2 separate regions of the Homo sapiens genome follow, and region 2 is linked to region 1. A link is a loop called in an ENCODE intact Hi-C map of the cell type or tissue named here. Cell type or tissue: ascending aorta. All regions are shown on one strand. Each heading gives the region's core, and the rest is flanking DNA. Links, peaks and the distances in the headings are about the cores only.

Region 1 (6,894 bases), core at 2,661-5,160:
ACGATATTACTATTATCTCCTGTTTACAGATGAAAAAACTGAGGCACAGAGAGATTAAGAAACTTGTTCTCAGGTTATACACTTGTAAGTGGAAGATTTGAGACTCAAGCCGAGGAAGAGTTCCACACCTGTGCTATTCTACACTGCCTCAAGAGTCAGCATATCCAGTGGCCTTTTCTCATTCTCTTTAGCCTCTTTGTCCAGTTCGACTATGCATTTGCTCTTCAAACTTGCATAGAAAGCTTTAGGTTTCCAGTCCTTCTATTAGGAACTTCTTTAGGTTTTCTTCTGCTCTGCCTCCTAAATCTAAGGTTTTCCTAATAATTCTCTGCTCTTTTCTTGGTAATCTCACATACCTCTGTGCATTAACTCAAACCTCTAATTTTGAACTTCCTGCTGTTTCCAATTCACCCAATGTCCTGCTAGGGCCTCAAATGGCATGAATTGCATCACACAATGTTGGGTTTGTAGGAAGAAATTAAATTTTTTTATTATTTCAGTCTTGTTGGAAATTATAATTTATGCTAGAGGTTATAAAATTCAACCGTTAGGTAATGAGATTATTGACACAGGTGCTTTGGGAGGACTAAAGATTCAGCTAGCCATTATATCCGGTGTGATGAGAGATAATGTTAGTTAATATTTAGATACTAATTACCTAGTAGTTAAAATAAATCTGTACTTATTTTGTATCTTATAATCATAAAGCTGAGTTTTTGTCTGTCTTTTTACTAAAATGTAAATGATCTTCCTGAAATATTGAAAATCATACTCTTCGTTTGTACCTTTGAGATGATGAATATTTGTTAAGATGTTTATTAAAGGAAAAAGTGTTTCTTCACTTCTGGTTGTAAAATGACTGGAGAGGTTGTTTTTAGTTTATCACACCTGTGCAAATTAATTCCTCTCTAGAGTCATGGGTTCTCATACTTGACTTTTCTTTAGAATCATCTGATATCCCACATCAAGAAATTCTGATTGAATTGTACCACAGTAAGAACAGGGCATTGGTATTTTCACAAGCACTCCAGGTTATTCCAATGTGCTTCCAAGGTTGAGAATCATTGCTCAGAAGTTACACTTTTTAAGGTTGCTCAATAAATATGGGACACCCAGTTAAATTTTAACTTTTAGTAACCAAATATTTTTAGTGTGTTTTATACTAAGAATTAATTCACTGTTTATCCAAAATTCAATTTTAACTGGGCATCCTGTGTTTTTATTTGTGAAACTTGTCAACCTTATCATTTCTCTGAGTTCATCCCTGTGATTTCATCAGAAATAAGAGATTATATTACATTACTGAATTAGAAAGCATCAAGACTTTCATCTTGTCTTTCTTCTTTCAGTCCTGTTTGTAATAAATCTTGTACCTCCAAAAGTTTATTTCTTTAAAAAGGAAGCACTGCAAATTCAGCCAGGAGGCCAATCTTTTCCTCTAGAAGTTACCCACATTCTCCCTCTTGGGTGTTTCCAGGGTGGTTCCCTCCCGGAAAGGAAGGTCAAGTCTCTCTCAGGCTTCAAAGCTCTCTGACATTTCTTGCCATCTCATCTTTCTGATTCTAGGTGGAGAAAGTTTTCTGCTTTTAAAGATTCATGTGATTAGGCTGGGCCTACGTAGGTAATCCGAAATAGTCTCCCTATTTGGGTCAGTCACTTTTATGACATCAGTAAAGTCCCTTTTCTATATACTGTAACATCTTTGCAGGATCCAGAGATTAGAATGTGGACATTTTGGGGGAGCCATTCTGCCTACCACAGTTGTTGCGGGTGTCACCTTCACTTCTCTTTTCTATCAGATTCTCTGTCTAACCACTTTGTTATAGAATACATCCTCCAATTGCTTCCTGAGAAAGAATGCATGAAAATACTATTTAAACCTTTGTATATTTGAAAATGTCTTTTTAAACCTCATACTTCATCAATTTCAAAATTGGAAATCATTTTTTTCTCAGAATTTATCTTTTATTTATGTTTCTGTTGAGAATCCAATGCCATTCTGATTTCTAAATCTTCATAAATCACCTCCTATTTTTTCCTCCATGAAAGTTAAGATCTCTCTGACTCATGTGGTTTGAAATTTCACAACTTGGTTATAGAAAATTTTTATCCATTAAACTGAGAGCTCATGTGCTTCTGTCCTTTAGCTCTGAGAACTGTTGTCCTCGTTTTCTTTGGTAATTATCTTTCTTCTCTTTGTTCTACTAGCTGTTAGATATTCCACCTTTCCTTGCCTAACTGCCCTGGCTAGTGCCTCCACTATAATGTTGAATAGAAGTAGCAACAATTGACATCCTTGTCTTATTCCTGATTTTAGGTGAAAATGTTCATTCTTTCAAGATTAAGTATGATGTTAATTATGGATTTTTCAGAGGCTCTTTATTAGGTTGAAGAAGTTTCCTTTTATTCCTAGTTGAAGTGTTTATATCAAGAAAGGGTGTTAGATTTTGTCAATTGCTTTTCCTTCATCTTTTGAGATGATCATGTGGTTTTTACATTTAGTCTATTTAAAGTAGTGTGTTACATTAATTTTGTATGTCACACCAAACTTGCATTCCTGAGATAAATCCTACTTGGTCATGTTGTATAATTTTTTAAAATGTTGCTGGGTTTGGCTTGCTAGTATTTTGTTGAGGATTTTTATGTTACTATGCATAAGGTATATTGGTCTGTAGTTTTCTCGTGATGTCTTTCATTTTGTTCTTTATTTCCTTGTATTTCCAGATGGGAAGTCACTGCATACAGCCCTAATCTTAGGACAAGTTTCCAAGTAAGCCACTTCAGGCAAATAAAAATTTCTGTATCTAGCAGAGAAACAAAGCTGTATATTTTTTTTGAGGTTCCCTCCTAGCTCCCTTCCCTCTCCTCAAGCCAACTAATAAAACTTGCTTTTTATATTCCGAATCTTATTTATAGTCGTTTGATCATCTATGAGGCACCTGCAAGTCAACATTTACTGCACGCGGCCCCCTCACTCCCTAAATAAGCACTTTTGATTTACCGCCAGTCATCAACTCACCTCCCAACTGCAATTTGTCAAGAGTAGTGTCAGGTGCACTTTAGTGGTTAATCTCCTTGCACATCGGTGGAACTTTAGGCACAAGAAGGTAAGCAACGAAGATAGTGATATACGAAGGGAAAACTAAACCCAGGTAGCGTTGCCAGCTTAAAAGTCCTAGGCATGGGGATGGGTGGATGGGACGCCGGCCTAAGATTTTAGCAGGGAACAGACCCAGTAGTTGGCTTGGATCTCTTAACTCCAGAAAAGGCCGAGTGAGGACAAGGGAGACCACAGGGATAATTTCTGTGGCTCTGGTAAGGGGATGACAAGGGAGAAAAACTTTCCCACGGTTCCGTCTGGCCCGCGGCGCTTGTCTGCCTGCGCGGGGTCAAAGCCCGGCGCCGCCCACGCGCGGCTCGGGTGGGAACCCGCAGACGTGGGGCGAGCAGGGCCGCTGGCTGTGGCGGGCGAGCGCCGGGGCGCCACGTCCGAGGCCGCGGGGTCGGGGCTGCAGGCACAGCTCGAGCGCTTTCCGCGGGGTTTGGCTCCTGTCGCTTCCCGTCTCGCCGAACCGGCATCGCCGCCGCCGGAGCCGCAGCGAGTCCTCAGAGCCTGGCTGCTGGCGGCCGGGAGCGCCGGGACGGGGCGCGAAGCCGGAGGCTCCGGGACGTGGATACAGGTAAAGGCCGGCGGGTCGGAGTCGGGCGGGGCGCGGCGGCGGCGCCTCTCGGAGGGACCTGGCCTCGGCCGGGCCCTACCCAGCCGCGGTGGCCCGGGCCCCCACGTTGGCCCAGGCGGGGACGTGCCAAGGGGCTGGGCTAGGGTTGCCGCTGGCCTGGCCGCCTCTCGCCCGGCGGGCCTCAGGTGACGCGGCCGCGGCTTAACTTTCGCACCTGAGGCTCTCGGAGCGGCCTCGGGGCGCGCCCACCTGGAGGTTGGAATTACACAGGGTCGAAAAAGCTGAGTCCTGGAGGCGAGGCGCTGTAGGTGTGGCGGAGGAGGCCGGGGAAGGTGGGGTGGGTGCCAGGGGTCCAGTACTGAACCCTCTCCAGGTCTGAGGTGGGGAACTGCGTCTTGTTTAATTTCGGAGCTTGTGGGGACCACACAGCCCCTTCCACGGCCGATTCCCTCTGCACGGTTCCACTTTCCTTTGTCTAGCCCATTTCAGTATCGGCGTCGCAGTCGCTTTTGTTGCAGCCTTGGGTCCGGAGTGTACGACTTTCTGCTAGGCAGAGGTCATAAGCTCTGAAATCCATCGGGCGGAGGTGGGGAGATGGTCCTTTGGTGGGAAATTACTAGTGCTGTTATGAACACTAACACATATATTCCACCTTGTTTTTTTTCGAGATAGTGCTCATTATTTTCGTAGCATCTAACAGTTGTAAGTGTATCTGTGAGAGCATTCATTAGTTAACTTCAAAGGAGCATTATGCGGTCGGGTTACTATTATCCCATTTTATAGACCAGACAGCTGAGGCACCCAAGAGGCAAAGTGATTATATCAAAACTAAGCAGTCAATCCTTGTGGAATCTGTGATTAGAACTTGTCTGACTAGAGTTGTCCTTGGTCCAGTTGGTCTCTTAGTCTCAAACAAAATTTAGCTCTCAAAGATGGACGGTCTGATGCTCATTGTATTTTTATATACTCATTAATTGTTAAAACCTTTCTTAAAAAATAGAGTCAATTCCTTTCAGACTCCTGTTATAGTACCCCTAAAAGTGATACTTGAAAGATCATAAACACTTCAGTTTCAAATGAGTGGTATCATTTGAGTCGTAGAAAGAAGTAAAATTCCGTTGTCTTTTATCTGTCAGACTTTCGTCTCTTGTATAAATGTAGTGCCACTGGCAGCCCAAAGATACTTTGGTGACAATGGCAGAAACTCTAAATATTTATTTAATAAGTAGAATCGAGGAGGCGAGCTGTTAGGTTTCCCGGAATATTTGAGTAAGTTTTTTCTCATAAAGAATCAAAAATTTAGGAGAATAGTCATTTTAATTATTGTAATGAAAAATTATCTCGTAATTGTGTACGTGTTATGTTGTACTTTATCTCTCTGGAACCATCAACAATTTACCAGTTTCCCTAGGGTTTGCTCTTAGTTTTGTCAATGGTATTTTATTACCCCATTTTTCTTCCTCTCTTTCATTTTTTGTGTGTTTGGTTTTTCAAAGTGAAGATTTTTTCTTCGAAAATTCAAAAAATAATATTGAAAAAATCAACAAGATTTCTTTCTTGATAAAATAGACTTAATTAGCACTTTTTTGAGTGTGTCTGAGGACCGACACCAGCCTCTTTAATAAGCACCTCATACATGAAGCAGGAATTCTTCCAGGCAAGAATGCAATAAATTAATCATTTTAATATATTTCTGTAATATGACATAGCTACCTGAATGATAATGCTTTTTACTCTTACAATGTCTTTTTCATTAAGGAGCATAAAGATTAAAAATTTCGCTTAAATTTTGCTAACTACATAGTACAAGGGGACAGTGTGCTTAGACTTAATTGTTGCTTTCATGGAATAAACACAGTTCTCTCTCCCTTATACCACCTCCATTTGGCCATCTGAAAAAAGAATGGTGATGTGTCCTTTCCTTCATAGGGATATTTGGGGAATTAATGAAGTAATATCTCGAAAGTAGTTTGAACTCCACGGAAGAAAGCAGCTTTGTAACTTTGAAATGTGATTGCAGAGTCTTGAAACATTTTCCCTCCTTAAACGTGCTGTCGTTTATATTTTTAGAGAGTGGTCATTCCAAGTAGTCACCTCAGGAGGCTAAAAACTTATTCCAGTAGTGCTGCTGCCATTCATAATTATTTTGTATTTTTTGAAATTTCTAGTCAATTTACAAGCAAAATAAAAACATTTCATGATAACATTCATAAACACTTGTTTTTGTTTCTATTTTTTAATCAAAAAACTAATTCAGCTTGAGTACCTATTTTCTTTGCTAAATTTGGCAGAATGATTTCTACATGGTTGTAAAACTCAGTTCTACCTTCAAGATTTTACCACTATTAAGGATATTTAAAGGATTGTCCTGATGGCTACGAAGGCAGTTTTAAAAGGGCAGTTTAAAAATAGTTTAAAATAATGACAGACATTGTTAGAATTTGCAACCTTCCCAGAAGTCTACTACAAAGGGGACAGTGCTTACTTGTAGGCTGAAGTTCTGTGTGTATGTGCACATTTGCATGTAATCTCTGTTGTAACCTATCAATTATCTCTTTTCATCACATTGATTTCTTAGAAATCAGATATTTTACTTACATATTAAATAGAGTACATTAAGTAGATCACATCATACTGGAACAATGTTAGATTGGGAGTGTATTTCATAGAGAAGTTTGAATGTCACATAAATTTAAATTTAAATCTTTGTAACAATTTTGAATAATAAAATGTGGCTCCATATTGTATGTTTTGAGTGTAATACAGCCAAGGCAATATAGCCTCAAAATATAAAATTGCTATTTCCAAAAAAAAAGTTATTAACAAGTTGTGTGTGCAACAGACTTTCCTGACCACACCGATGTCAAAAGAAAAAATTTCGACAAATTTAGTTTAAATATCAAATTGGCTTTTATTAGCAATTCTGAAATTGGGTAGCATCTCATTCCATAAAATAGAATGCCATGCCCTAGGCATGGCAGAATAGTTGGTTTTTGTAAGGTGGAAACAAGGAAACAGAGTATTTTTAAAAGTCTGTTGGTTAACATCAGATTACTTAAGGTTACTTTTAAGTGTTAAAGCAGAAGGGGCTACTTATGCCAGCTTAGGTTTACTAAGCCCTTTCCTGTTGCAGCAAATCTCCTGTTTTCAGGAAAAACTAGTTTGGTCTTTGAACTAGTTCCTTACAGTTTCAGACTGATTATGTGGCACTGAG
Region 2 (6,894 bases), core at 2,917-5,416, 900 kb after region 1:
ACCTGAAAATGTGGAAGGGAAGCAGCTTTGAGATTAGGTAACAGGCAGAGTTTGGAAGACTGTAAAAACTTAGAAGAAGACAGGAAGATGAAAAAGTTTGGAACATCCTAGAAACTTGCTAAATGTTTGTGACCAAAATGCTGATAGAAATGTAGACAGTGAAGTCCAGGCTGAGAAGGTCTCAGGTGGAAATGAAAAATGTATTGGGAACTGGAGCAAAAGTCACTTCTATCATATCCTAGCAAAGAACTTGGCTGCATTGTGCTCCTGCCTTAGGGATCTGTGGAACTTTGAACTTGAACATGATGATTTAGGATATCTGGTAGAAGAAATTTCTAAGCAGTAAAGCATTCAAGATGTAGCCTGGCTGCTACTAACAACATATTACGTGAGCAAAAAAAATGACCTAAATTTGGAGCTTATATTTATATTTATATATATTTTTTTTTGAGAAAGAGTCTCACTCTTGCCCAGACTGCAGTGCAGTGGAACAATCTCTGCTCATTGCAACCTCCACCTCCCAGGTTCAAGTGGTTCTCCTGTCTCAGCCTCCTGAGTAGCTGGGATTACAGGTGCCTGCCATCACACCTGGCTAATTTTTGTATTTTTAGTAGAGATGGGGTTTCACCATGTTGGTCAGGCTGACTAACTCAAACTCCTGACCTCAAGTGATACACTCGCCTCGGCCTCCCAAAGTGCTGGGATAACAGGCATGAACCATCACAGTCAGCCTAGAACTTATATTCAAAGGGAAAACAGAGCATAAAACTTTGGGAAATTTGCAGCCTGGCCATGTGGTAGAAAAGAAAAGCCCATTTTCAGGAGAGAAATTCAAGCAGGCTGCAGAAATTTGCATAAGTGAAAAGGAGCCAAGTGCTGATAGCCAAGACAATGGAGAAGAGGCCTCCAAGGCATTTCAGAGATCTTTGTGTGGCAGCCCCTCCCATCACCGGCCCGGAGGCCTAGGAGGACTGAAAGGTTTCATGGGCCAGGCCTGTGGCCATGCTGCCCTGCACAGCCTTGCTGCACTCTAGGCACTTGAGCTCTGCCATGATTTTGTGTTTCCTGAGGCCTTTCAGCCATGCTTCCTGTACAGTCTGTGGAATTGTGAGTCAATTAAACCTCTTTCTTCATAAATACCCAGTCTCAGGTAGTTATTTATAGCAGTGTGAGAACAGACTCATACAGAGGGCTTCCTGATGTAAGTCACATCTAAGATGAGGCTGAAGGCTAGCAGGGAGAATGAGTCTACAATGTTTCACACACAGAAACCAACTGCAGAACAGCTCAGGCTTTGAGAGGAAGGGTCGCAAGAGTCAAGGCTGGAAGGTGGGCAAGAGCAGACAGGAAAAGGGCTTATCAGTGTCTAAAGTTATTGGAATTCTGTTTAGAGTATGTTAGGGAGCAGTGGAAGTTTTTAAGGAGAGTTTATTTGGAAAAATTGCTCTGGTTACATTATGGGGAATGGATTGCAGGAGGAATGAGGTAACGGCGGCCTGTGGGACTGAGAAATATTTAGGAGGTAGGGCTTTGAATCCAGACTGCCTGGGTTCCAATCCTAGCTCCATCGCTTTTAAGCTGTGTGACTTCAGGCAAATTACTCACCTTCTTTTGCTTCAATTTCCTCATCTGTATACTATGAGAGACTCCACCTTTTGGGTTGTTGTGAGGCTGAAATGAGTTAACATATACCTATATAGGACTTTTCATAATGCCTAAAGCATATTAAGCTCTAAGTCTGATTGTTATTTAAATACACAGGATTTAGTGGATGATTAAATAAAGGAGGTGGGGGAGAGAGAAAAGAGTCAAAGATGGTTGATAAGGTTGAATGATAAAGATGCCAGGTAAAGGCACAGGTTAATTTAGTATGAGGAGCCAGTGAGACATCCATGTAGAGATGTCTAGTTCACAGCCAGATGGCCTGACTTTCTTGTTCACCAAGTATCCCTGAAGCCTAGGACATTAAGAGCTAGAGAATGATAATAAAATTCAGTCCCTGCTTTTGAGGAGCTAAATAAGCAGAATGGTAAGGGTTTGACAGAAGAATCCACTGGGTGCACATGGGATGGCTCCTGCCTAAGCTCAGGTCGGCAGGGAAGACCTTCCAGGGGAGAGGTACTGACCTCGGTTGTGAAAGACAAGTAGGAGCTACTCAGCTGATGGGAGCAGGGAGAGGAATGAGGCAGGGGCTATGCTGGGAGAGAGGACAGATATGCAACAGCACAACAGCAGGAGAACAGTGTGGATGGAACAAAGGTTGCAGAGGAGAACAATGGGAGATAGAACAAGGAAAAGGCAGGGGCTGATCTTATAAATGGTGCTTTGGAGTTCAGACTTTACTCCCTCTTCACAACACGGTGTGAAGTTGACTTTTCTTTTTTTCTCACTCACTTTTTCTAGGAAATGCTGGCTTTTAAAAATGTCTCCAACACATGAAATGCTCTTGCCTCATTAGGAAAATAGTTCATAGTGGATCTATTTTATCAATGTGGTAGGTCGTTACACAGTCTTTTGTGGTCCTGCACTCCTCTGTAATGCTGCATCAAAGGGTTTGTTCAGGTTGGAGGCCTGGCTACCTTTCTCTCTGTAGGATGCCCAGGGCAATTTGATGACAGTCTGATGGTAACAAGGAAGCTTCTCTGCTCCTCTTCATGTGTTAAGTTCATGGCAAAGAGCCAGCTAGCACCCAGACCTTGTTTCCCGTCAAAGCGCCTGTCTCTCTCAACATGATTTTTTCTTTCTGCCTTTGAGGCTTGGTAAAGCCATCCAAAATTTCAGCCAGAAATGTAGCTGCAGGCAAACGCTGACAAAACATCCTTGTGATTTTCCACCATCAGGAGCCCAGGTGTGCCCCTCGTGACTTCATGCCCTTCCCCCTCACACTCCACAGACCTCAGTTACCGTTGACTGCCTGTAGCAGCACCAGGCCACCGAATCTGGCCTGAGGAGACACAGGCTGCTAATTTTCCAACCCCAGTGAAATTTCTTGAAATTTCACACAGGTTTCAAGAAATGGCCGTGCGCACAGAGCAGCCTTCTGAGTAGCTGGGGTTACTCCTGGAAGGCTGCTCTGTGCCCACAGTCACAGCATTCCCAGAGTGGCTAATGTTTCCCCAAGGTGTACTTCCTCCTGGACCCTGGGGTTCACTGGAGATAGGAGAGGCAACATGTTCATTGGAAAGTTCTGTGACTCAATAGGAAATCAGATCTGGGTTCAAATCTTGGCTTAGCCACTCACTAGTTGTGTGATCTCAGAAAAGCTAAACATTTATTTCCTCACCAATAAAATCTTCTGTAAAACATAAGGATGATAATGACTACTTTGAAGAGTTGTTGAATGAATTAGAAACAGTTATATAAAGAGCCTAGTATGAGGTAAGCATTTAGAAACTGACAGCTACCATTAATAGTAGCATTTTGTAGCATTAGAGCCTTAGGGTATTGGACTGCAAGATTTCAGAGTTTCTGAGAACAGAGGGTGGACGTGCACAGTTTCCTGCCAGGTCAGGCAATGAGGTAGGTTAGAGGTAGGGAGGTGATCATACCCTGGCCTCCAGGGATTAAGAGCCTCTCCCTGATTATTGACCTGTTCCCCATGGGACAGTAGGGAGGTTAAAGGGTGTATCTTTTTCAGTAATTCACCTCTTCTCTGGTCAGGGGCATAGATTCCCTAGCTTCAGGGACTCCTCTGTCTTCTTTAGAAACCTCTTTTGCAATTTCCCCAATGCTAATATTTAATACATAATTTTATAATTAGCACGCCCCAGTCACCATCTCCAACTGGTCTGCAACACCCTCTGGAACTTCAGTGTGATGGAACCTGTAATGCTCCCCTGTCCTCCCTCCACAGAGTTGGCTGTGGGAGTCTCTCTCCTCATTCCTATTAGGTCTATTCCAGGCATATCCTCACTCACTGCCGGTTGGTATCTCAATCCAGCTGCATTCTTTGTTCTGGAATCATTCCAAACAGGGAAGGTCAGATATAATGCACATACAACCTACCTTTCAGGCATATAAACTTCAAATCCACTCTACAACTGTGCCTGAGCTGTAGGCGTGGCAGGAAAAAGCAGAATGCTGCAAGGCTCCTCGAGTCAAATCCTTTGGGATTTGAGCAATCTTCCCAGCCAGACGTTACAATATGCTAACACCCTTGTGAGTCATGAAGTCACTCATGGTCAATTCTGTTTGGAGAACAGGATGAATAATTGAAAGTAACTGGGTGTTTGCCTGAATCCAGGCCTAACACAGTATTTATTCTGTTTTTTTGTCTCTTTTTGCCGAAAACAAACATGTCTGGTTTCTCTTCTTCCCCCACTTACCCTGCCTACCCCTTCACTGGATCTCAAAGGAAAGTTCAAAGCCTTTCGCACAGTTAGACCCTATAGGGTGGCCCTATCTCCTTCTCCAGCATCTCTCTGCTTACCTAGAAAGACCAGACATGAGGGCAGCCACATCCTTAGGGTACGGACCGAAAAGCCATAAACTTAATTTTCTTTAACTTTTTCTGTTGGAATAATTTAAGACTTACAGACAAGTTGGAAAAATGAAACAGAACATTCCTCCATTTCCTTAAACTATCTTCCCTTGTTAACATCTTATGTAACCATAGTACAATGATCAAAACCAGGAAAATAACACTGGTACAATACTATTAACTACACTACAGTCTTTATTCAAATTTCAACAGTTTTTCCACTAATATCTTTTTTCTGTTTTAATAGTATCCAATCTGGGTTCCCATGTTGCATTTAATTGTCACAGCTTTTTAATTTCCTTCAATCTGTAATCATTTCTCAGTCATTAATTATTTTTCATGATCTTAACTCTTTTTTTTTTTTTTTTTTTTGAGACAGAGTCTCACTCTGTCACTCAGGCTGGAGAGCAGTGGCATGATCTCTGCTCACTGCAACCTCCACCTCCTGGGTTCAAGCAATTCTCCTGCCTCAGCCTCCTGAGTAGCTGGGATTACAGGCACGTGCCACCATGCCTGGCTAATTTTTGTGTTTTTAGTAGAGATGGGGTTTCACTATGTTGGTCAGGCTGGTCTCAAACTCCTGACCTCAAGTGATCCACCCGCCTCAGCCTCCCAAAATGCTGGGATTACAAGCGTGAGCCACCACGCCCAGCCGACCTTGACTCTTTTAAAGAGTACTGTTCAGTTATTTTGTATAACATGCCTACATTTGGACTTGTCTGATATTTTATCGTGGTTAAATGGATATTATATGGTATTTTTTAGCAAAATTACCACAGACATGAAGGTGTGCCCTTCTCAATGCATCATATCGGGGTAAATGCTGTTGATAGGTCTTATTACTAGTGATGATAACCTTGAACATTATTGATTAGAATTATATTCTTTATGCTTAGCTCCTAAACATTTGTTCCTCTTCTCTAATTATCCTTACTCCCTTGGTGAACTCATCCTTTCTCATGGGTTGGAGTACCTTCTGTCTAATCCCCAAAGATACCCAAATTTATACATTTTTTTCTGGATCTCTCCTCTGAGCTTTAGTCCATATATCCAACAGCCTACTCAATCTTTCCACTTGCTTATCGAAAAAAGGCCTCAAACATAATTCAAAATCAAACCCCTGGCTGGGTAAGGTGGCTCACGCCTGTAATCCCAGCACTTTGGGAGGCCAACGCGGTGGATCACCTGAGGTCAGGCGTTCAAGACCAGCCTGACCAACATGGAGAAATGCTGTCTCTACTAAAAATACAAAAATTAGCCGGGTGTGGTGGCACATGCCTGTAATCCCAGCCACTTGGGAGGCTGAGGCATGAGAATAGCTTGAACCTGGGAGGCAGAGGTTGCTGTGAGCTGAGATCACACCACTGCACTCCAGCCTGGGCAACACAGAGAGATTCTGTCTCAAAAAAAAAAAATAAATAAAATTAAAATAAAAAAATAAAACCACAGAATTTCCAGAAGTCTTCTACAGTTTAGTAAATGGCAATCCATCTTTCCAGTAGCTCAAACCAAAAGGCTTGGTGTCATCCTATTCCTCTCTTTCATTCTCACTACAACCAATTCATCAGAAAGTGCTGCCGGTTCTATATTCAGAATCTATCCAGGACCTAGCCACTTCTCACCACCTTCTCAGCCACCACCTTGATCTAAGCCACCACTACCATCTTCTATCTGGATTATGGTAATTAATGGTAATCTGGATTATTGTCACCCAACTGGTCTCTTGATTTTGGGCTTGTCCTCCTACAAGACAGACTCTGCCTCCTTCTGCAATCATGCCTCTGTGACTTTAACAGCTACTATGCTCCCCTAGCTCTTCCTTGAAAACACCAAGCATGCTTTTGCTTCAAGGCTTTGCTCATTATTTTCTCCCAAAATTTAGTTCCTTTTTTCAGTATTCCCCTGCTTAGTAAATGTGCAACCAATCCAGTTGCACAAATTGGAGTCTTGCAATTCTCCTTGATGATTACCTCTGCCCTATTCCTCATGTTCAATCCATCATCAAACCTTGTGGTTTTTTCCTCCACATAAATAATACTCAAACCTGTCTACTTCTCATTTCCACTGCTGACACCCAGCTTCGCCGTTATCCTCCTATCTGATCTCTTTGGCCCCTGCTAATTGGTCCTCTTCACTGCAGCCCAAGTTGTCTTTTCAAAATGCAAACCTGGTCAAATCACAGCCCTGCTTAAACACTCTTTAATGGCTCATTTTAATGGTTAATTGAGAATATAGACCTCAATTCTTAACATGAGCTACGTAACCTTCCCGGTGTGGCCCTCACTCTCTGTACTTCCAGCCATGCTGATGGTCTCTTCATTCCTCGAATGGCGTCATACTTCCCCCAGCTGCAGCCTTTCCTCTGATTGGAAAGCACTCCACCCACCCACCCTGTCTATCCTCCCCAGCCCCTT

What was found. Hi-C counts contacts between places; a loop is a spot of excess contacts. Peaks named below come from ENCODE experiments on the same cell type or tissue, not always from the same donor. Only the 100,000 strongest peaks of a DNase experiment are listed, where the experiment ranks them.
Region 2: it touches region 1 in a loop (2.5-fold over the local background); 1 of 110 quality-filtered maps calls a loop at or near these places.

The regions. Positions count from the first base shown.
Region 1 is chr5:64,162,274-64,169,167 of GRCh38, forward strand. It overlaps RNF180 (ring finger protein 180), which reads left to right and starts at 3,570. Exons shown (of 8, transcript NM_001113561.2): 1 at 3,570-3,680. In ascending aorta, for the core only: no CTCF peak of the experiment used is centred there; DNase peaks (open chromatin) are centred at 3,266, 3,658, 3,768 and 4,129; H3K4me3 peaks cover 2,500 bases; H3K27ac peaks cover 2,500 bases.
Region 2 is chr5:65,058,792-65,065,685 of GRCh38, forward strand. The region is part of intron 1 of LOC107986419 (a long non-coding RNA gene); the gene reads left to right. Among named protein-coding and RNA genes, the nearest start is that of CWC27, 290 kb to the left of the region's middle. In ascending aorta, for the core only: no CTCF peak of the experiment used is centred there; a DNase peak (open chromatin) is centred at 4,090; H3K4me3 peaks cover 347 bases; H3K27ac peaks cover 2,412 bases.